Linked DNA regions of Mus musculus: all the other regions are linked to region 3. The links are chromatin loops, found by intact Hi-C in ENCODE. Cell type or tissue: heart. All regions are shown on one strand. Each heading gives the region's core, and the rest is flanking DNA. Links, peaks and the distances in the headings are about the cores only. Region 1 holds the start of Psmc3ip (proteasome (prosome, macropain) 26S subunit, ATPase 3, interacting protein). Region 2 overlaps Ezh1 (enhancer of zeste 1 polycomb repressive complex 2 subunit). Region 3 holds the start of Becn1 (beclin 1, autophagy related). Region 4 holds the start of Vps25 (vacuolar protein sorting 25).

Region 1 (5,443 bases), core at 230-5,229, 210 kb after region 3:
AACAGAAGGCTCTGAAGGTGAGAACCTTTGGCCTGAGTTGATAGTAACTCTGACTTTTGCATTGTAGCTTCCCTGGATGGGGCTTCCTTGTGCCCCCTCCTCTCCTGAGTGGTGGTGTAAGTAATAAATCTGCCCAAGGGTGTGATATGACATGGCTGTTATGCTGCCCTTGAAGCCCCCAGTCTCTTATTAGTCATGGACACAGTCGAGGAAGACAGGCAGTTCTCTGCCCATCAGCAGTCATGACCATCTGAGTGTTGACAACAAACTAACCAGTCTTGAAGGTTTTGCTTCATCTTAACCAGTACAGGGTGGGAAAACCTGGTTATATAGGGTTGACTTCTTGTGGGTGTGGGCACAGAGAGCATGCAGCTATCATGTTTCACACAGCTGTATTCTCTCAGACCTAGATGGCCACAGTGATCCAGAGGAGTCATTTGCCAGAGACCTGCCAGACTTCCCTTCCATTAACGTGGATCCTGCTGGCCTGGACGACGAGGACGACACCAGCATTGGGATGCCCAGCTTGATGTACCGCTCCCCACCAGGGGCTGGGGATACCCAGGTCCTGCCTGCTAGTCGGAATGAGGCTGCACTGCCAGAGCTCCTGCTTAGTTCCCTTCCTGGAGGATCTAACCTTACCAGCAACCTTGCCAGCCTGGTCTCCCAGGGTATGATCCAACTGGCCTTGTCAGAGGCCTCCCAGACAGACCCTTCTGGCCCACCTCCCCGAAGAGCAACAAGAGGCTTCCTCCGGGCCCCTAGTTCAGACCTGGACACTGATGCTGAAGGAGATGATTTTGAACTTCTGGACCAATCAGAGCTGAATCAGCTAGACCCTGCCAGTTCTAGGAGCCACTGAGAGACTCCTTTGAGGGGGGTCACTGTGCTGTAGGTTATTTTCCTCCACCCCACTTACTGTGATGGGGCAAGGGAAGAACCCAGTCTTGTCCCCTGAATTTTATCTGTGTGCTGGGTGGCCTGGCTGATGCAGAGGCCTGCTAAGAGAACGTACTCTTACCTGCTGCCAGTGAGACATCGTATCTGTGCTTAGTCACTGAAGTGAGAACATACTCCCGCCCCAAGGGAGGCTTCTCTCCATCAGGGTGGTACACGGGCAACAAAGTAGGGATTTGATTCCCCTTTGAGGAGGTAGTGCTGTTTGCTTTTAGGTCTGGGTGCTCAGGGGCCCTCACTGATACAAGAGCCCATCTCTTCTCCTCACCTCACTGGAGCCACAGAAGCCAGGCAGCAGCTACAGGAGTTATCATCTGTGTCTTTTACCATGATTTGATTTGTGTTCTCAAAGCAAGTGTGCCCTTTGGTTCTGCAGAGCAGGCCCACTTCCTGTCCCTGAGCCCATCTTCATTTCTAGAGGGCTGACCCTGAGCACTCCAGAGTGCTTGCAGAGTTTGAGAAATGTGAACATGCTGTGGGGCTGAGCCTCTGCTATATCACCGTGAGCTGTAGGATCAGCTGGCTGGCTGGGTTGGTGAGTGCCTACCTTGAGGTCTCATGAAAGCTCCTGGAGCTGTGTGGTTGTCTTTGGTGCTGTTAACCCTTGGCTCCATTTGACCATCAATCTGAGCAATGAGCAAAGCAATATCATATCCATGTTTATGTCCCTCCTCCTTCCCTTGCTCCTCCTCTGGAGAAGCACTAATTACACAGGGGATAGCAAAGTAGCACTTTACAAATGGCCATGGCGTTCATCCCAAGAGCCACCAGCTCTTCTTACCATACCACTTCCTAACTCCTGTAAGGATGAGCCCAGTTAGTAAGGATGTTGGTAATCAGCAGAGACCATTCTCAAGGGTAGGTGTTCTGCAGCCCCGAATCAAATCATGTGAAAACCCCTTAAATGATCATTGGTTCTCAACCTGTGCCAGCATACTGCCTCTCTGTCTCCCAAATCAGAGCTCAAGCCAAATTCTTCTATCCTCTTTCCCTCTTGCATTAACCTTTGCTGATCCTCAGGGACCACTCCCCCAGCACTTTTGTGTTTGGGTGAGGGATGTTGGACAGAGCCCATTTTTATGTGCTGCAGGTTGGGGGTTGTGCTAACACTTTTGCTCTTGGTTGATGGACAAGATAGAGGCCAGGGAGTGAATAACAGTGAGAAGAGGAATGGCAGGTGCCTGTTTCATAGTCAGTGAGTGTGAAAGTTAGGCATAATAATGGCATCTCCCCACTTTAGGGTTCTCAAATACTTTGGACATCTCTTTCCTTAGAGCCAGGTAGATGTCTTACAGGTGAACTCGATGATGTGGAAAAGAACAAAAAAAGGGAGGTGAGGGAAAGGCTTGGGGTTTTGCGTGTTTGCATGAGTGTGTGTAGCTTCATGCTTTGGGAGTTGGCAAGAGGAAGAGGGAGGGAAGGGGAGCAAGCAAATCCAGGTCTTTTCTTGTACCAGTGGAACCTGCTCTGAATCTCCCAAGTCCTCCACTGTGAATTGGGCTGGGTGGGGGGGTGCAGGGGAATAAATCTTGTATGAGAACAATCTTTTAAGAGACTGCTGTTTCGTTGTGTACTTCCTTGATAAGTCTTCTCATTAATCTGATAATAGCTAATCTGGTGTGGTGATCCTCAGAAGAGGAAGCCCAGGTGGATGTCAGGGACCCTCCTGCCCTTTCTGTTTTTCCCTCTTGAGGCCACGTCTCCCCCCTACAACCAAGACATAAATATAACTAATACCTTGCGGGCATTTGTCAATTGTTATTTTTTTTCTCTTTTAGATTTATCTTTTTGTTTGTTTTTTTAGACAGGGTTTCTCTGTGTAACCCTGACTGTCCTGGAACTCACTCTGTAGACCAGGCTGGCCTCGAACTCAGAAATCCGCCTGCCTCTGCCTCCCAAGTGCTGGGATTAAAGGCGTGCGCCACCTCGCCGGGCTCTGAATAATGGCTTAATGAAGTTTTAGGTTGAAGGACTGAAAAATTAATACTGTGCCCTTCCACTGAGCTGCAAGGACAGCTGCTCTTTGACCGTCAGCAGACCTCAGAAACTAGAAATATTTATTTCAGGCTCCTCCGGACTGGCCACTGTGGTCAGGAATGGAAAGCACCTGCCAGGTGTGGCAGCTCATAACTGGAGACTTCAAGCTTTGTGGCTTGAGTAGCCCCCATTCCTAACCGTCTTTCTTGGGCGTTCAAATGACACTAGGTGTCGAGCGCCCCCTACATGCGACACGAAAATCGTTGGTGTCCTTGGCGTTCACAGCCACCCTCTGACAAAAGTACCTACAGGTCCTTTATACGTGAGAAAACTAGTCCCACTCCTGTGGAGGACTAGCTCTGTGCACCCTTGAGCGGCGTGGTAGATGACCCGGCTCCCACACCACGCGGGTTTAGCTCAAGGTCACGAGTGCTCAAACTCGGCCTAACAGGGTCTGGCGGCTTATAGAAAGGACCGCTCACCACAGGCAGCACTGCGGGCCCAGGAGGCGGCCGCTGACCTGTCACTAAGGCCGGGGACTGCGACTTCTTGACAGCCGCTACTAGGGCTACGGGGTCCCGGAAGGTCCGGGTACTCTTCCGGCAGGCTTCTTCCTTAGCCAATCAGCGTTAAGGTCCCGCCTCCTCACCGGAAGGAGGCGTTTCCCGGAGCAACCGACCAGTCCAGCTCTCGAGTTTGGTGGCGGGAAAGGCCATGAGTAAAAGCCGGGCCGAGGCTGCGGCTGGAGGTAACGGCAAAGCCCGCAAGACCCGGGAGGGGAATAGGAGAGGGGGTCGGAGGTGACCCCCATATCCTACCTCGTCTCCCGCAGCCCCCGGGATCATCCTGAGGTACCTGCAAGAACAAAACCGGCCCTACAGCGCCCAGGACGTGTTCGGAAACCTACAGAAGGAACATGGACTGGGCAAGGCGGTGAGAACCCCCTTTGCGGGGGCTCCCTCCCCGCTGGACTCCCTTGTTAGCCTTGGGTCCTGCCTTCCTTGTCACAACAGAAATCTCCCCCGTCTGGGGTCGCGCTAATTGTTTCACCCTCTCCTCTGCTAGGCGGTAGTGAAGGCGCTGGATCAGCTGGCCCAGGAAGGCAAGATCAAAGAGAAGACCTACGGCAAGCAGAAAATTTATTTTGCCGATCAGGTGAGAACTCAGATTAACACTCACCTGAGAGCTTGTCTGAGTGAATCTCAGCATTTCGTGTGTTGAGGCATGCCGGGCAGTGGTGGCGCACGCCTTTAATTCCAGCACTTGGGAGGCAGAGGCAGGTGGATTTCTCAGTTCGAGGACAGCCAGGGCTACACAGAGAAACCTGTTTCGGGGAAAAAAAAAAAGTGTTGAGGCACCTCACAAAATAATCTAATCAGTGGTATGAAAGAGCTTCAGATACTCTTAAGTCAGTTGTACGCTGCACGCTGCCTTCATCAGTGTTCATTTGAGCTATGAACAAAGGAAGACCCTGACTCACAACTCCTAGTCTCGTTTCTGCTATCGTTTCCTGCCAAATCATTTTTCCTCTTCCTCTGCCCCACTACCCCAAACACATCAAATTTACATTCTCCTACCCAGACTTCTCTCTGGATAATTATTATCCAGATAATATTGAGTACCAGCATCGATATGGCCAATGTTGAATGCTTACTCTCTGCCCCCTAATTGGCTTTCTAGCATTTTTCTGTCAGGAAACCTCTCTTCTCAACCCAGAGATTAGAATGTAAGTCTTTGTCTCTCTTATTTATACACCTGATATGTGTGGCTATTTGTCAATTATATCTGATTACCCCCATCCACCCTCTTTTTTGAGATTAGCCCTCACTACGTGGCCCAGGCTAGCTCAATTTTATTTATTTATTTATTTTGCAGTTGTTAAATCTAACGTGTCATCACTGCTCTCAGTCAGACCCGCCTGTCTAAAATGATGTATTAAGGTTTAATCTTGGATGTTGTATCCTGAATGATCTATCTAAATGCAGATTGAGGCTGGCAAGATGGCTCAAGAGCTCCACTGTATTTTTAGACTTTCTAAAGCATTTGGTCTCACTTATTCTGCTCTACTTTGCCATTGAGCTGTATGCCCAGCCACTTAATTAATGTACAGATAGTCCCCCTGCCTCAGCCTTCCAGGTTGCTGGAGTGAGGAGCCTGTACCACTAGCCCCAGCATCCTCTCCCACTGTTGGGTTTAGGGGTCACCTACTGGTGCTTCCATATTTGAATGCCGCCTCCCCTGATGTGTATTTTTCTCTCTGTGCCTCATGGAATCAGCTATATTTCTCTTGGCTGGCAGAACCAGTTTGACACAGTGAGTGATGCGGACCTCCACGGCCTGGATGCCAGTATCGTGGCCCTCACTGCCAAGGTGCAGAGCTTACAGCAGAGCTGCCGACACATGGAGGCCGGTAAGACTGGGCCGTGGTTTGGAGGTCATAAATTGCTAACAGAATGGTTCCTTGACTGCAGCTAAGACCCCTTTGCCAGGTGCCTATGATGTTGCATTG
Region 2 (5,443 bases), core at 109-5,108, 91 kb after region 3:
CAAATTTTATGGTAACTTTAGTCAAACTTTAGGCTTGGACATACCATTGCTTATGTCAAGGTAAACACTTAGTGGTTAATATTGACTAAACTGTTTTTCCCCCTAAGAGTAGTGCTGCCCCTTTCATTAGAGGTTTTATAGGGATGTAGGAGACTCAGGTCAAGTGAAAGACCAGCCCGGCAAATGCTCCATTGGGTAGGAAAGAGGAGAGATAGGGTGGTTTGTGGCGTGAATCCATCTGGTTTTTGCAGGTGGAAGATGAGACGGTTTTGTGCAATATTCCATACATGGGTGACGAGGTGAAGGAAGAAGATGAGACTTTCATCGAAGAGCTGATCAATAACTATGATGGCAAAGTCCACGGTGAAGAAGGTAGTGATCCTGGGCTCACTGCAGGAAGACTTTGCTAGCCCGCTGCTGCCTTTGTTCTCTTCCATCCCTGTGGGTGCTAAAGAATATTCCAGTGTGATGGTATCACTTAGGATTAGAATTTTATACTACAAAAGAAGCTGGGTCACAAAAAGAATTGCCTAGCCGGGCGTGGTGGCGCACGCCTTAATCCCAGCACTCGGGAGGCAGAGGCAGAGGCAGGCGGATTTCTGAGTTTGAGGCCAGCCTGGTCTACAGAGTGAGTTCCAGGACAGCCAGGGCTACACAGAGAAACCCTGTCTTGAAAAAAAACAAAAAAAAAAACAAAACTATCAACAACAACAAAAGAATTGCCTAGTAATCAGTAGCTATGAGAGTGTTGATTGAATAGGAGAATCTTTGACATTTTCCATAAATACATCAGAGGCCATTTTGATTTTCAGTTCCCTCTCTCTGAGAACAGCATTGAGCATATCATCTCTGTCATACTGCTTTGATCCAGGTTTCTTCTGGACGTCTCAGAAATTGGCTTCTATATACTTATTTTATAAAGGCAAAGCATTTGAACTTAGTTGTAATTTTAAAAAATTCTTTTGAGTTTTTGTTTATTTTATGTGTGTGGTTGTTTTGCCTACACAAATGTCTGTGTACCATGTGTCTGCAGTGCCCAAGGAGGCCAAAAGAGGGCAGTGGGTCTTTTGGCCTCAAGTTCTGGAAGGTTGTGAGCAGCCCTGTGGGTGCTGGGACTCAGTCTGTTGGGTTGGTCCTTTTAACCTCTGAATGGTTTCTCTAGCCCCCTGTTGTAATTTAAAACAAAACCAAAAAACATTTATTAGGGGGATGCAGTCCACACAGTGTGGCGTGGAAGTCAGAGAGTGAATTCCAACACATGGTGCAAAGGGTTGAACTCCGGTCCCCAAATGCCTTTACCCAGTGAGCCTTATTGCCAGGTCATAGTTCTAGTTCTGGAAAAGATTATCAGTGAATAGACAGTAGCAACAGGTGCTAGGTGTGCTGACACACACTTTTAGGCAGAGGCAAGAGGATCTCTGAATTCGTGGACAGTCAGGGTTATACAGAGAAACCCTATCTATCTATCTATCTACCTTCCTTCCTTCCTTCCTTCCTTCCTTTCTTTCTTTCTTTCTTTCTTTCTTTCTTTCTTTCTTTCTTGGTTTTTCGAGACAGGGTTTCTTTGTATGGCCATGGCTGTCCTGGAACTCACTCCGTAGACCAGGCTGGCTTTGAATTTAGAAATCTGCCTGCCTCTGCCTCCCAAGTGCTGGGATTAAAGGCTTGCGTCACCACCCTCCCGGCCAAGAAACCCTATCTTGAAGAATTAAAAAAAAAAAAAAAAAAAAAGTAGGATGGTATACCCTTGTAGTCCCATGAACTCAGGAAGGAGACTAGGGCAGATTGCAAATTCAGATCTCGCTTAAGGCTGCAGAGGAAGTTCAGTGCCAGACTAGGCAGTCTTGTGAGACCTTGTCTCAAGTCAGAAAAAGGACTAGGGATATAGCTCAGTGAGAGAGTGCATGCGTACGTAGCCTGTTCACATCCTGAGTTCAGTGGGGAGAAGAATGTCTCTCCATGCATATGCCAGCTAATAGCCCTACCTACTATGCAGTTGCTAACATTCAAAATTACATCCACAGCACCCTCTAGTGTTCAAAGACATTATTTCAAGTTGCAGTATAACCAAATGAACTGATTTTGGAGAAAAGGTATCCTTTATTTCCATTTTTTAAAAAGACTTATTTATTTAAAGTATGTGGGTACACTGTAGCTGTCTTCAGACACACCAGAAGAGAGCATCAGATCCCATTACAGATGCCTGTGAGCCATCATGTGGTTTCTCTGAATTGAATTCAGGATCTCTGGAAAAGCAGTCAGTTCTCTTAACCACTGAGCCATCTCTCTGGCCCCTTTTTTTGTCATTTTTTTAATTGGTTTTTTTATTTATTTGCATTTCAGATGTTATCCCCCTTCTCAATTTCCCCTCCAGGAGAAAAAAAAAATTGTCTTGATTAAGAGAAGTCACTATTGGGCTGGAGAGATGGCTCAGCAGTTAAGAGCACCAACTGCTCTTCCGAAGGTCCTGAGTTCAAATCCCAGCAACTACATGGTGGCTCAGAACCACCCGTAATGAGATCTGACACCCTCTTCTGGTGTGTCTGAAGACAGCTACAGTGTTCTCACATAGAATAAATAAATAAATGAGAAGTCACTATTGAGACATTATACAGCACAAAGCCAAGTGATTTTTCGCTTGATTGTTATTTTCCTGCCTTGCTGTGGTTGTTGGCACACTGAGAGTATGTCTGATCCCTGCCTGTAGACCAGGCTCCCCTGTCTTCTGAATGCTGAGATTAAAGGTTTGTGCCACCATACTGTGTGTGCTGTTAAGATTTTTGAACAGCAAATCCAGTGTTACCAATGACCACAGAACTGGAATATTCTAATAAGGGTAAAGGCTCTAGCTAGTTAACTGTTAGTAGTTGTTAGGGTTCATCAAATGATGTGGTGTTACACCTCTTACACCCCTAGACTGCAGGGTGAGTGCTAAAAAACCTACCTTATCTTTTTTTTTTTTTTTGAGACTGGTTTTCATTATATAGCTTTGACTGTCTTAGAACTCACTATATAGACTGGCCTCAAACTCAGAGATTCACAAACCTCTGCCTCCCAAGTGCTGGGATTAAAGGTGTGCACCACTACACCTGACAAGATACTTTTTTTTGTTGTTGTTTAAAATGTCCATTAGTATTTTGCCTATATGTATGTCTGGGTAAGGGTATTGAGTCCCCTGGAACTGGAGTTACAGATAGTTGTGAGCTGTTATGCGGGTGCTGGGAATTGAACCTAGGTCCATCTGGAAGAGCAGTCAGTACTCTTAACCACTGGACTGTCTCTCCAGCCGCAAGACCCTGTCTTAAACCCTGTGTGCAAAGATGAGTAGAGTGTGCGGCCACCACTGCTCACTTTTCTATTCCTTTGTTTCAGAGATGATCCCTGGATCTGTGCTGATCAGCGATGCTGTGTTTCTGGAGCTGGTGGATGCCCTCAACCAGTACTCTGATGAGGAGGAGGACGGGCACAACGACCCCTCCGATGGAAAGCAAGACGACAGCAAAGAGGACCTGCCGGTAACAAGAAAACGGAAGCGCCATGCTATCGAAGGTGCACAGCCCTGCTTCCATAGACTATTTTGAAATTGACAGGGAAGAATGGAAAACTTGAGAGTATTATTTTTTAAAAAAACATTCATGCTTCTCTTTGGTCTACTTACAAGGAAAACATGGTCATTAACTGATAGCTTCAGCTACTGAACTAGCTGACGGTGAGAGTGGAACAATTTCCAGGGTAGTCATTGCTGTTAGTTTCTAATTCTACTGTGCTTGGAAAATCTGGAAAGATATAAAGGAGAAAATAAGATTATACTTCAATCTTGCTACATAGGAATAATCAGATTATTCCTTGTAGATTGTAAATTGTACATATCTAAATCAGCATGGTCATACAAAATTGAGATTGTGTGGGTGCGTGATATAAACTTTTATCTTCTTAATTTAATTTTACAAATATTTTCCAAGTCACTAGTATTTAATTCAATATTTCTGGGCCAAGGTGATTGCTCAGTGGTTAAAGTCTTGCTATGAGGACAGGAGCCCAGATACCCAGAACCCATGAAGATGCAAAAATGCGTGTGGTGTCCTCTCTGTGATTCCAACCTTAGAAGGTGTAGAAAGGGGATTCCCCACGACAAGAGTGCTGGCCAGACTAGTCATGTTGACAAAGGAAGAGGAGTGGAGGAAGATGATTCTAGACATCAGCCTCAGGACCGCACATGCATATGCACGCATGCCCACACATGTGTGCCCACATACACAAACACACATCCACATACCTGCACAAGCACTTCAGAATGGGAAAAGAAGAAACCTCGGAGTTACCGAATGACACTGTTATTTACTTGTAGTGTACTTGTAGAGAAGACAGTGTCTCTCTCTTCCTATGAGAGTCCCAGTGCCAGTTGTTCTTCAGCACCAGGGTTATAGTGGGATTCATCTGTCTTCACCTCTGAGAGACTCCTCTTGATTATAATAGGGACTGTAGACTTTGTTATCAATACAGTTGAGGTTTGGATGAGCACAGCAGCTGTAATCATTTGTTCTGCTGCAACAAAGGGAAAACGACAAACAGCTTTGTCTATGCCCAGGAGTTCACTGTCATTTCCCATTCAGGCAACAAAAAGAGTTCCAAGAAACAGTTTCCAAATGACATGATCTTCAGCGCCATTGCGTCCATGTTTCCTGAGAATGGTGTCCCTGACGACATGAAGGAGAGGTAGGGACAGCTGTTCCACTCAGGCCAGACCCAGGGCTTGTCAACAGACTCCTTTTTTTGTAAAAGAGATTTATTTATTTTAAAGATTTGTTTATTTTGTGTATATGAGTACATTGTAGCTGTACAGATGGTTGTGAGCCATCATGTAGTTGCTGGGAATTAAACTCAGAACCTCTGCTCGCTCTGGGCCCGCTCGCTCTACCCCGCTCCCTCCAAATATTTACTTATTATTATATAAGTACACCGTAAGTACACCATAGCTGTCTTCAGACACAGCAGAAGAGGGCATCAGGTCTCATTACGGGTGAGCTACCATGTGCTTGCTGGGATTTGAATTTAGGACCTTTGGAAGAGCCATCGGTGCTCTTAACCGCTGAGCCATTTCTCCAGCCTGTGAACAGATTCTCTCCTTTTTTTTTTTTTTTTTTTTTTTTTTTTGGTTTTCTGAGATAGGTTTTCTCTGTGTAGCCCTGGCTGTCCTGGAACTCACTTTGTAGACCAGGCTGTCCTGGAACTCAGAAATCCACCTGCCTCTGCCTCCTGAGTGCTGGGATTAAGGCGTGTGCCACCACCGCCCGGCCTGTGAATAGATTTTTTTTTTTTCAGAGCTGAGGACTGAACCCAGGGCCTTGCTCTTGAGCTAAATCCCCAACACTCCCCCCCGCCCCCGCCCTCCCCCCCCCCCCCCCCCCGTGAACAGATTCTTATCCAAGCCCACTTTTTGATA
Region 3 (5,389 bases), core at 390-5,389:
CCCCTCTCTACAAGAGTAAGCATTTTATATTATTTTTTTAAGTTTTATTTATTTATTTTATGTATGTAAGTACACTGTATCTGTCTTCAGACACACCACAAGAGGGCATCAGATCTCATTAAGGATGGTTGTGAGCCACCATGTGGTTGCTGGGAATTGAACTCAGAACCTTCGGAAGAGCAGTCAGTACTCTTAACCGCTGAGCCATCTCTCCAGCCCAAGAGTAAGCATTTTATTATTCTCTCTAGCCCCAGAGAGAAATTTTGAGAATAGTTTGAGGTACACAAGATCTTGTCTCCACAAAACAAATGAAACATGAAAAATTTCTGCACATTTAGAAAATAATTTAGGGGCTGGGTGGTGGTGGTGCACATCTTTAATCCCAGCACTTGGGAGGCAGAGGCAGGCAGATTTCTGAGTTTGAGGCCAGCCTGGTCTACAGAATGAGTCCAGGACAGCCAGGGCTACACAGAGAAACTCTGTCTCGAAACAAAACAAAACAAAACAAAACAAAACAAAACAAAACAAAACAAGAAAGAAAGAAAGGAAGGAAGGAAGGAAGGAAGGAAGGAAGGAAGGAAGGAAATAGCTGCAGCGTATCTCAGGTGGTTGAGTTATGAAAGCCTGGGTCATGTAATTGTTAATCCAGCACTCAGAAGATAGAGAGAGGCAGGAGGGTCAAAAGTTCAAGTCATTTTCTGCTGCCTGGTGAGTTTGAAGTCATCCTTGGGATTCATGAGATCTCCTTTTTTTTAAAAAAAAAAAAGCATGGGTGGGAGGAAGGAAGGAAGGAGGGAGGGAGGGAGGGAGGGAAGGAAGGAAGGAAGGAAGGAAGGAAGGATGGAAGGAAGGAAGGTTAGCTAGCTAAACCATTCATGAGAATTTATTTACTCGTGTGTGTGTTTGTGTGTGTCTGTATGTATGTGTGTACATGGATGTCTGTGTGTCTCTCTCTCTGTGTATCTATGTGTTTGTGTATACATATATGTCTACATGTGTCTGTGTGTCTGTGTGTGTTTATCTGTGTGCCAAAGACTTAACATGCAACCCTGACTGACCTGGAGCTCACTATGAGGACCAGGCCGGCCACTGTGAAGATCAGCCTGCCATTGTGCTGAGATTCAAGGCGTGCACCACCACCCCTGGCCATAAACATTTATTTTAAAACCTGAGAAAGACGTTATGATCCAATAAATAAATACAAATATGTGAACATAATTTGTAAGAACTGCAAGGGGCGACCACATGACAAACTCTTCAACCTTATCAGCAATCAGTGATATCAATTACAAGAATGGAGAACTGGAGCCGAGCATGGTGGCGCATGCCTTTAATCCCAGCACTCGGGATGCAGAGGCAGGTGGATTTCTGAGCTTGAGGCCAGCCTGGTCTACAAAGTGAGTTCCAGGACAGCCAGGGCTATACAGAGAAACCCTGTCTTGAAAACCAAAAAAAAAAAAAAAAAAAGAATGGAGAACTGCCATTGTCTGCTATTGTTCCTCAAATATATCTTATCCAATACTGGGCAAGGCATCATAAAACAGGCCCTTTAATGGATTACTAGAGGCAGAATATAATATGAGTTGTTTTGAAAACAACTGCCAATGTTAATAAAGAGAAGATTCCAAAGTCTACAGTACTTTTAATGATAAGGTTCTGTTCTAGGACAAAGTCAATTCCTCATTGTGATATTATTGTATCCACCCAAATTGGAAGCAATGGAAGTTTCCATCAATAAAGAAATTCACTGTAATCTGTGCGTTTCTGCTGTGATGTATTGCAGCAATGAGAATGTTAATTAACAAAACTGGAGCAACATGGAAAACATTCAATTATTTTTATTATCCTTAGTGGTGGTGGAGGGCAGTCCATACCCTGGAATTCCTTTGGAGGTCAACTTCATCTCCTCCTACTCCGATCCTTAGGAATTGACCTTAGGGTCTCTCTCACGTTTGGTGCACACACTTTTACAGGTTGAGCCATCTTGGCAGCCCACATATGTTAAACTTACAAAGTAGGGCTGGACATACAGTTCATTGGTGGAGTACTTGCTTAGTATATGAGAGGCCTTGGATATGATTCCAGATACACACATACTCACAGGAGCCAGCTCTCTCTCTCTCTCTCTCTCTCACACACACACACACACACACACACACACACACACACCACAAATGCATTGGTGTTTTGCATACATGGATGACTGTGTGAAAGTGGTGATAGTGGTGTCAGTTCTTGGAGTTACAGACAGTTATGAGCTGCCATGTGGGTGGATGGATTTGATTTAATCCAGGTCATCTGGAAGTGCGGTTGGTGCTTTTAACTGCTGAGCCATCTCTCCAGTCTCCACTGTCACCTTTTTATTTATTTACATTTTGTTATATACATACATAATACACACATACACATATATACATACATATAACTATCACCTTTAATGTATTTGCATTTTATTATATACACATATACAAACATATATACATACATACACACATACACATACATACATACATATAACAATAAAATTTACCATCCTGCCAAACGCACTCCCTCAGAAGGGTTTAGACAATTTGACTCTCCCAAAAATACACTTTAAAAGCTCACACATGCCGGAAGGTGGTGGTGCACGCTTTTAATCACAGCCCTTAGGAGGCTGAGGCAAGTGGATCTCTGTGAAGTGGATGCCAGCTTGGTCTACAGGGCGAGTTCCAGGTCAACCAGGGCTACACAGAGAAACCCTGTCTCAAACAAACAAACAAACAAACAAACAAACAAACAAACAACACCCTGATCCCTAAGGAATATAGAAGTGGCTCCACTTGGAAGTAACAAATCTTGAGTGGACCGTCTAAATCAGAAGAGTGTGGGCAGCTTCGGCCCACCTGTCGGCACTGCTGCACTTCCCCGCTCGGCCTTTGGATGGCGCTCCGAGCCGGGTAAACAGGGATCTGGAGCAGGGGTCCTTGCGTCAGCTCCCGTCGTGACGTCACTTCTGGTCCTGGGCGGAAGTCTTCAGCTAGCCGACCGGGAAGTAGCTGAAGACCGGGCGATGGGAACTCTGGAGGTCTCGCTCCGGGGCGGACCCGAGGCCACCGTGCCCCCGCGGTAGAACGAGCCTGGGTGGCGGGCTCCGGGCTCCTGAGGTGAGGAGCGTCGGGGCCTGAAGTGAGACCTTAGGAAGAAGCCTAGAGTCCCTGGCGGCCACTCTGGTGCCCCGTTTCCCCGCTCGGGAGACTAGACTGCCTTAGCTGGGCTCTGCCCCGGAAGCGGGTCCTCTTGGTGTCATCCCACTCCCAGAGGGAACGGCGCGGACCGGGATTTTCCTCTTCACCTCCACCACCAAGGCAGCGGGTAGCCTCGGGCCCGAGGTTCAAAGGAGCCGATTCTTCTTAACGTCGTCTTTTCTCCGCTGTCGCAGGCATGGAGGGGTCTAAGGCGTCCAGCAGCACCATGCAGGTGAGCTTCGTGTGCCAGCGCTGTAGCCAGCCTCTGAAACTGGACACGAGCTTCAAGATCCTGGACCGGGTCACCATCCAGGAACTCACAGGTCAGCAGGATCCGAGGAAAGGGGTGGTCAAGAAGGAGGGAAGTGGGCAACTTTAGGGACATTGAGGTGGCGGTCTCTGGCTTTCGGTTTTCTCGTCAGGAATAGACCTCTGACAGTGTCTCCAGAGTGAAGGAGTATTCACATATAACAGAATTTCTTGAAGATTTACCAGTGTATCAATCAGGTGTCCTGTAACAGTCCCCGTGGAAACCAGGCTTGGTGGCTCACATCTATAACTGCAGCAACTCAGGAGGCTGACGCCGGAGCTGCCTCAAGTTCCAGGCCAGCCTGCGCTATTGAATGAGACCCTGTTTCCAAAAATAAAAAGGACAGGAGAAGTGCCATGGTGCATCCTCTTACAGGTGACGAGTTGAGGTTAGAGCCATCAGTGAGCATACTTACCTGAGGTCCAGTGAAGTGTAGGAGAGCCTTGAAGCCTGAAGAAGAGAGTGAGAGAGGTGATTAGCGAGTTTAAACACGTTCATGGGCCTGGCATTAGCATGGAAACCTTGGCTTTGTTGTATATAGCTCCCTAGACCTTGATTCATTTTTATTCATAATTAGTATTAGTTATGTGTATAGGTGGTTTGCTTACATGTACATCTGTCCATGACGAGAATGCCTGATGCCGGGAGAGGCCAGAAGAGGGCGTCAGATCCCTGAACTGGAGTTAACAGGTGGTTGTGAGCCACCGTGTGAGGGCTAGGACTCGAACCTAGGTCCTTTACAGGAGCAACAGGTGCTCTAAGCTATTGAGTGATCTGCCCAGCTCTTTATTTTTCTTCTCCTTAAAAAAAAATTATTTTCATTGTTCTTGCTGTTGGTATAGACAGAGTTTCACTCTAGCCCTTGCCTGGCTAGATTGTCCTGCCTCTGCCTTCAGAGTCCTGGGGCTTAAAGGTGTGCGCCACCACACCTGGCTTATTTTTCATTTTTAAAGGTTAATGTTGTGTGTTGAAAGCTTTCATCTCCCAAGTGTTGGAATAAAGGAGGTCTGTGTGCTACCATGCCCGGCTTTACATGTTTCTAAACTAGTGTTCATACATTTTAAAACCTGATATATTTAGGGGGTGCCACTTGATGTTTGAATACACATGTAATGATGTTCAAATCAGGGTTGGCACATTTGTCTCTTCTAACGTTTTGTTTGTTTGTTTGTTTCCTTGTGGTTGAAACATTTCTAATCGTCCCTGCTGGCTTTTGGGGACTGTGCAGTCCACCATTGGTACCCATAGTCAGCACCGTCCAGTAGAGCAGAACTTTTCTCCTGTCTAACCAGTCTGTTGTGTATAACCATCATATTGTTCTCAGTTTAAATGAGATGCACCACACCTGAGTGAGACCAGGCAGTGCTTGCTTTACTGGGCCTGGATAATCTCATTTAATGTATGTCCTTCAGTCTTAATGACAGGAGTTCATGCTTTTAAAAAAAACGGCTGAATAGATTGTCATTGAATGAATATTAGCTGTGTCTTTGTTGGTGATGTTTTGTTTTTGAGGTAGAGTCTTATATAACAGAGGCTTGCTTTAAACACATGCTTGAATTTCCTCAGACTCAGCCCGGCAGTGGTAGCACACGCCTTTAATTCCAGAACTTGGGAGGCAGAGGCAGGAAGATTTCTGAATTTGAGGCCAGTGAGACTATAGAGTAAGTTCCAGGACAGCCAGGGCCACATAGAAAAACCCTGTCTTGAAACAACAACAACAAAACAAAACAAAAAAGATTTTCCTCAGATTCTGAAGCACTGGGATTATAGCCATGTACCACTGTACCTGGCTCTCTGTCCTCTTCCCATACCAGGGATTCTGTCACTCAGCCACATCCCTAGCCCTACATCCTTG
Region 4 (5,396 bases), core at 1-5,000, 48 kb after region 3:
AAAAAAAAAAAAAAAAAAAAAAAAAAAGAAAAAGAAAGAAAGAAAAAAAACCACTGGAGAAAAGAGGATTCCTGACCAGAGAAATAGAAGAAGAAAAAGGCATTACCTTCATCCTCTGTGTCTTCCCCACTCGTCAGTTCATACAGAGTAAACACAGAGTTATTCTGGCCACTCCTGGAAACCTGAGGGCACAGAAAACGAGGCTGAGCAAGGACCAAGAGTCTCTTGGGAGAGGGTGAACTTCAGCTCTGCCTTTTTTTTTTCTCCTGGAATGGTACCTATACCCAAATGAGCACTGTCACCTCTGCAGTGTCCTAAGCCTTACTGTAAACCCTACAGGTGCTATATTTGTATGTGTGTACACACATTCAGAACCACTAAGCCACAGCCTTTCACGTGTCTCAAAAGTGACCTCTCACTCTGGTTATTTTCTCTTCAGGAATGGGCGGTGTGTATTTGTTATATTTAGGCTGTTGACGCTCCCTCCCCTCCTCCTCTCCTGGGAATGTTTGGAGCTGGTGGTGAGTAGGACTTTGAGGGACAGAGGATTCTGTCCTCACACCCACACTGGTTCAGAAGGTGCATTCATGGAGACAACGCCATGGACGCACAGTGGGAGAGGGAACCCAGGTTTTTTTTTTTTTTTCTCTCCCTTCCTTTCCCCATTTATCTCCTGTGGCCAGAGGCTCCAGCCAACAATAGCACTCAAGGTTCCCAGTGTTGCATTCTCTAAACATGGCCTCACGTAGCCTCTGGCCTCTGACAGCCAAAGAAAGAGAGATTTTGTGCAGGAGAGGCATTGCATCACAGAAGGATGGTTGCCAGCGAGGCCCATGCTTCCTCTCTCGCCCACTCCCCACTTTGCCAGGTCTGCATCTAAGGATGCCAGCTATCTGTTGGGCACAGGCAACAAGTCTTCTTTGCCATGGGTCACTGCCTAGGGCTTAGCAGGGTGGCCTCACCCATTGGTAAATGAGTTTCCCCCATTCTTCTGGCCTCCGCCACATGATCAGGAAGCTAGACTTATTCTTATCCAACCACTCGAGGTTCCCTGTAAAACAGATACTTATGAGAGCATCGTGCTCTAAAAAAGGCACAGAGGCAAATACCAACACCCGGCAGAGGGGACGAGCCTCTGCTTTCAGAACAAGAGATACAATAGTATTTTTACTATTCTTACTTATAAGGCATCCTGTTCTTCTTAGTCTATCTTTCTTAGGCCAGAGAGGAAATTTAATTCTGTACACTAACAGGGGGTGGGGGTGGGGATGGCAGGAGGTGGGGGGTGGGGGGAGAACTAGGCCATCTCAGAATACTTGAGGCTTCAGGCTGAGAGAGACAAAAAAGAAAAAAAAAAAAAAAAGGTCACTAAAAGGAAGAGTTGCCCTGTTGTACCCTCAGGGGAAAAAAAATCCCAAGTAAGAAGAAAAAAAGTAGGGGAGGGGCCGGATAGATGGCTCAGTGGTTAACACTGACTGTTTTTCCAGAGGACCCGGCTTCAATTCCCAGCACCCACATGGTAGCTTACAACTGTCTGTAACTCTAGTTCCAGGGGATCTGACACCTTCATACAGACATATAAGAAGGCAAATACCACAGGACATGTGAAAAACAGTATTTAAAAAACAAAACAAGCTGGGCGTGGTGGCGCATGCCTTTAATCCCAGCAGAGGAGGCAGAGGCAGGCGGATTTCTGAGTTCGAGGCCAGCCTGGTCTACAAAGTGAGCTCCAGGACAGCCAGGGCTATACAGAGAAACCCTGTCTCGAAAAACCAAAAAAAAAAAAAAAAAAAAAAAAAAAAAAAAAACCAAACCAAACCAAACCAAACAAAACCAGGGGGCCTGAAGAGATGGCTCAGTGGTTAAGAGCATTGACTGCTCTTCCACAGGTCCTGAGTTCAATTCCCAGCAACCACATGGTGGCTCACAACCATCTGTAATGAGATCTGATGCCCTCTTCTGGTGTGTCTTAAGAGAGCAATGGTGTACTCATATACATGAAATAAATAAATATATCTTTAAACAGACAAACAAACCAACAGGTATCTGAGAACTGAACCCACCTTTCTTTCTCAGTTCTTCTAATACAATCTGAATTGACTCCACAGGAAGTTTCCCTGGCTTAAGGTTAAGGGAATGGCCTACATGTAAATTAGGTTAAATAAAACATTTTCGGAGTTCGGCCCACGATAAAGAATGATCTAGCCCCCTCCTTTCCCTGCCATACATACATGCAATTTTTGAAGAAGATATGTTTGCATTTCCTCAATATTCTGGAAAAGGAGGTAAAAAGAAACTTCCAGTTAGAAGGAAGAACTAGCAAAGTGTGTTACAGGCCTGTAATACCAGCTCTTATGGGATGGACACAGGAGAATCACCAGTCCAAGGCTGGGCTGGGCTATAGAGATCAGGTCTCAAATAAAAGGCAAGAGTTTTAGAAAATAAAGGGTGTTACCCTTTACTTCATTCTCTGTGCCTTTTTCTCCACAAATTTTACCTATGAATCAGAGAGCAAAAATAAATGACCCTCACTTCCTGGGAGAGGTGGGGCAAGTCAAAAAAATTATTAAAGATGGTTTGGGATTTGAGGCTCACAGAGAGGAGATTCAAATAGTTTTAAAGGGTCCAGTGTGTAAAGCTTGGGACTTAAAGACCCCAGCACTCATTAACTAGGGTAAAGGGAGCTTGCACTGCCTGCAAAAGTGCATATAAAATGATTATCTGCCATTTAGTTTTGCTGTTTCCCAAGTCCAGGTTGAATAGAAGCCTGCCTACTGTGGGTAAAGGGAGGTGGGGAGATGCAGTCTGGGCATGTAGAAAAGTGTGGGAGTGCGTGTGTGTGGGGGCTGGGGGTGGGCTATGGAAGAGCCTGAGGGAGGATACGCTGTAGCTTGACGTTGTTGAAAAGCGGGCTCTCCTGGGCTTCCATCACCGTCATGCTGGACTGTTTGTGCAGGCGGCAGAAGGACAGAACCAGAGAGCACCAGGCGGCCAGCTGCTTCTGCCGGGTGTCCACGTTCGGCTGTAACCTGCCGGGCGAAGGGAGCAGGACGAGGAATTAAAGCGTGGAAGAGGGCGGCAGCAGCACCAGCCTAGCAGCACGTTAGGGGGAGACAGTGACGGGCTGGCTGGACAGGAAGGCGGCCGGCAGCTCCCGTCTCCCCCGGAACCCCAAGTGAATCATCAGGGCTGAGCCCTGGGCCCCGGGGACGGGAGGGAGCTACACTGGGCTTCTCAGGGTCTGAGCCTCACGTAAAGAAGGGCGGGAAGCGGTACTGCCACGGCCACTCGAAACTCATCGCCATCGTAGTAGCCCAGAAAACCCGGAACCGACAAGGGGCTTCCGGTCTCCGCCTCAGCATGTCCGGGCTGACAGCACAGCAGAAAGGTTCCGGACTCCTCTCGGGAGGCGCCGCAGTGGGATGGGAACGGTTCTTGTCACCAATCTGCTGCTGTCTAAAGAAAAACTTCAACATGAAGCGCAGGAGTTCTGGGTCTTGTCGCTTAAACAGAGGGAAACGGGGGCGGGGGGGGGGGGGGGGGACGACGACACGTAGTTTCCCTCTGCAAATTGCGAGGTCAGCCGAACGCAAGTTAGAATCCACATCTGGAGGCTTCACCTTCGTGTCGGTTGCCAATTTAAACTCATGATGCCGAAATTTCCTGCATTCCCACCCAGGTTGACTTCACTCTTAAATTTCCTGTAGGATCATGGGAGCATATTGTGTGGTTTGCATCGCTATACGCGATTTTCAAAGAATCAAAACTTATTGCTTTTTTCAAAGAATCAAAACTAACGTTTAGCTCTTAACCTCTTCCTTTCTAGACCCCAGACTTGGAATCCCTTTGGCTTCATCTGACTCATACCCAGCCTACACTAGTCAGATCTGTCCCTTTGCCTGCCTAAACTACGGGTCAGTTCCCAAACCAGAATTACTGTTTCCATTCTCCCAACAGTACTTCCACTGCTGAGCTGTGGAAAATTGCTGAAGACCAACCAGAACATGTTTACTGAGTCCCGGGCTCGCTGACTAATCTCACTACTGGACTCTCAGGGGAGCCTTGTTGGATCTAGAAATACAAGTTTGGGAGTCTTCTGACCTGACATGCAATATGAACCCATTTAAGGGATAAGAGCACTAAACAAAAGGTGTATTGAAAAGAAGGCTGACCTTGGGCTGCTAGGAGATGCTCACCTTTAAAGAGCGAGAAGAAGCTGGGCTGTTTTCATTGATTCCCTGTTATCCTCATTCAAAATAGTCCGCCTGTGTCTATCTTTCTGTTCCCTGAAGAATTATTGTGAGAATCCCTTAATCTCTCTCTGTCACAATGTTTAATTCATAGCTCCAAAGCTCCTCCCCATTTTTTCTTCCTTTGCCTTTTGAACTCAAAACTGCCATTCTTCCTTTACAAGTAACGTGTTGCCTCAATTTTTCAATTTCTTTCCGGATATCACTATCATCATGCCTCCCTCCCTTTCTGTGTAGCTCACTTTATTTCTATTTAAAAGTAATGTTAGGGCTGGTGAGATGGCTCAGCAGGTAAAGAGCACTGACTGCTCTTCTGAAGGTCCTGAGTTCAAATCCCAGCAGCCACATGGTGGCTCACAATCACTCGTAATGAGATCTGACGCCCTCTTCTGGTGTGTCTGAAGACAGCTACAGTGTACTCATATACATACATAAACAAATAAATCTTAAAAGAAAAAAAAAATGTTAGCTGAGCACACCTTTATCCCAGAGCTCAGCCTTTAATCCCACTGCCTCAACCTTCTGAGAACTGAGATTACATGTGTGTGCTGTGTCCATGGTCTGTTTTTTTTAAAGATATATCTATTTTAGATATGTGAGTACACTGTAGTTGTCTTCAGACACACCAGAAGAGGGCATCAGATCCCATTACAGATGGTTTTGAGCCACCATGTGGTTGCTGGGAATTAAACTCAGGACCTCTGGAAGAGCACTCAGTGCTCTTAACTGCTAAGCCATCTCTCTAGACCCACCTTCTTTCTTTTTAAAGAAGGTATTAATTTCTTTTTATTTATATGTATATATGCATTTATGCAAGTGCTCCTGGAGACAAGAAGAGGATTCCCTGGAGCTGGAATTACAGGTGATTGTGAGTTGCCTGACATGGCTATTTAAATGGAATAGAACTTTGGTCCTTTGTAAGAGCAGTGACTGATCTTAATCTATGAGCTATCTTTTCAGCCCCCTACATTTTCCCCCCTTAGGTCAGTTCTGAAGGTCAAAGTCTGACTTATCTCTAACACCTCTCTCTCCTTTACCCCCTCATGACGGATGGTCCTATAGATTCCCTTCATTGATTTTAATCATAACTCCTACTTATAATTAGGTTTGCCTCCCCGCTCATCAGTTTGGCTAAGTCTTGATTTT

The links. Peaks named below come from ENCODE experiments on the same cell type or tissue, not always from the same donor. Only the 100,000 strongest peaks of a DNase experiment are listed, where the experiment ranks them.
Region 1: a loop joins it to region 3, with 3 times the contacts of the local background. A loop is called at or near these places in 6 of 42 quality-filtered maps.
Region 2: it touches region 3 in a loop (6-fold over the local background); 27 of 42 quality-filtered maps call a loop at or near these places.
Region 4: a loop joins it to region 3, with 3.0 times the contacts of the local background. A loop is called at or near these places in 11 of 42 quality-filtered maps.

The regions. Positions count from the first base shown.
Region 1 is chr11:101,093,582-101,099,024 of GRCm38, reverse strand. It overlaps Psmc3ip (proteasome (prosome, macropain) 26S subunit, ATPase 3, interacting protein), which reads left to right and starts at 3,590. Exons shown (of 8, transcript NM_008949.3): 1 at 3,590-3,682; 2 at 3,767-3,867; 3 at 4,000-4,089; 4 at 5,233-5,344. The coding sequence starts at 3,649. It overlaps Retreg3 (reticulophagy regulator family member 3), which reads left to right. Exons shown (of 9, transcript NM_026501.3): 8 at 1-17; 9 at 405-2,703. The coding sequence ends at 862. In heart, for the core only: a CTCF peak has its summit at 3,197; DNase peaks (open chromatin) are centred at 594 and 3,574; H3K4me3 peaks cover 1,925 bases; H3K27ac peaks cover 1,680 bases.
Region 2 is chr11:101,208,653-101,214,095 of GRCm38, reverse strand. It overlaps Ezh1 (enhancer of zeste 1 polycomb repressive complex 2 subunit), which reads left to right. Exons shown (of 21, transcript NM_007970.3): 6 at 252-372; 7 at 3,373-3,549; 8 at 4,614-4,716. Among named protein-coding and RNA genes, the nearest start is that of Ezh1, 15 kb to the left of the region's middle. In heart, for the core only: a CTCF peak has its summit at 2,049 (motif pointing left); no DNase peak of the experiment used is centred there.
Region 3 is chr11:101,299,886-101,305,274 of GRCm38, reverse strand. It overlaps Becn1 (beclin 1, autophagy related), which reads left to right and starts at 2,989. Exons shown (of 12, transcript NM_019584.4): 1 at 2,989-3,143; 2 at 3,419-3,547. The coding sequence starts at 3,421. In heart, for the core only: CTCF peaks have their summits at 2,912 and 4,191 (motif pointing right); a DNase peak (open chromatin) is centred at 2,974; H3K4me3 peaks cover 1,744 bases; H3K27ac peaks cover 1,466 bases.
Region 4 is chr11:101,251,664-101,257,059 of GRCm38, reverse strand. Vps25 (vacuolar protein sorting 25) reads right to left here and starts at 3,353. Exons shown (of 6, transcript NM_026776.5): 1 at 3,253-3,353; 2 at 2,884-3,029; 3 at 2,064-2,117; 4 at 963-1,051; 5 at 107-182. The coding sequence starts at 3,305. In heart, for the core only: a CTCF peak has its summit at 3,120; DNase peaks (open chromatin) are centred at 549, 979 and 3,359; H3K4me3 peaks cover 2,373 bases; H3K27ac peaks cover 2,484 bases.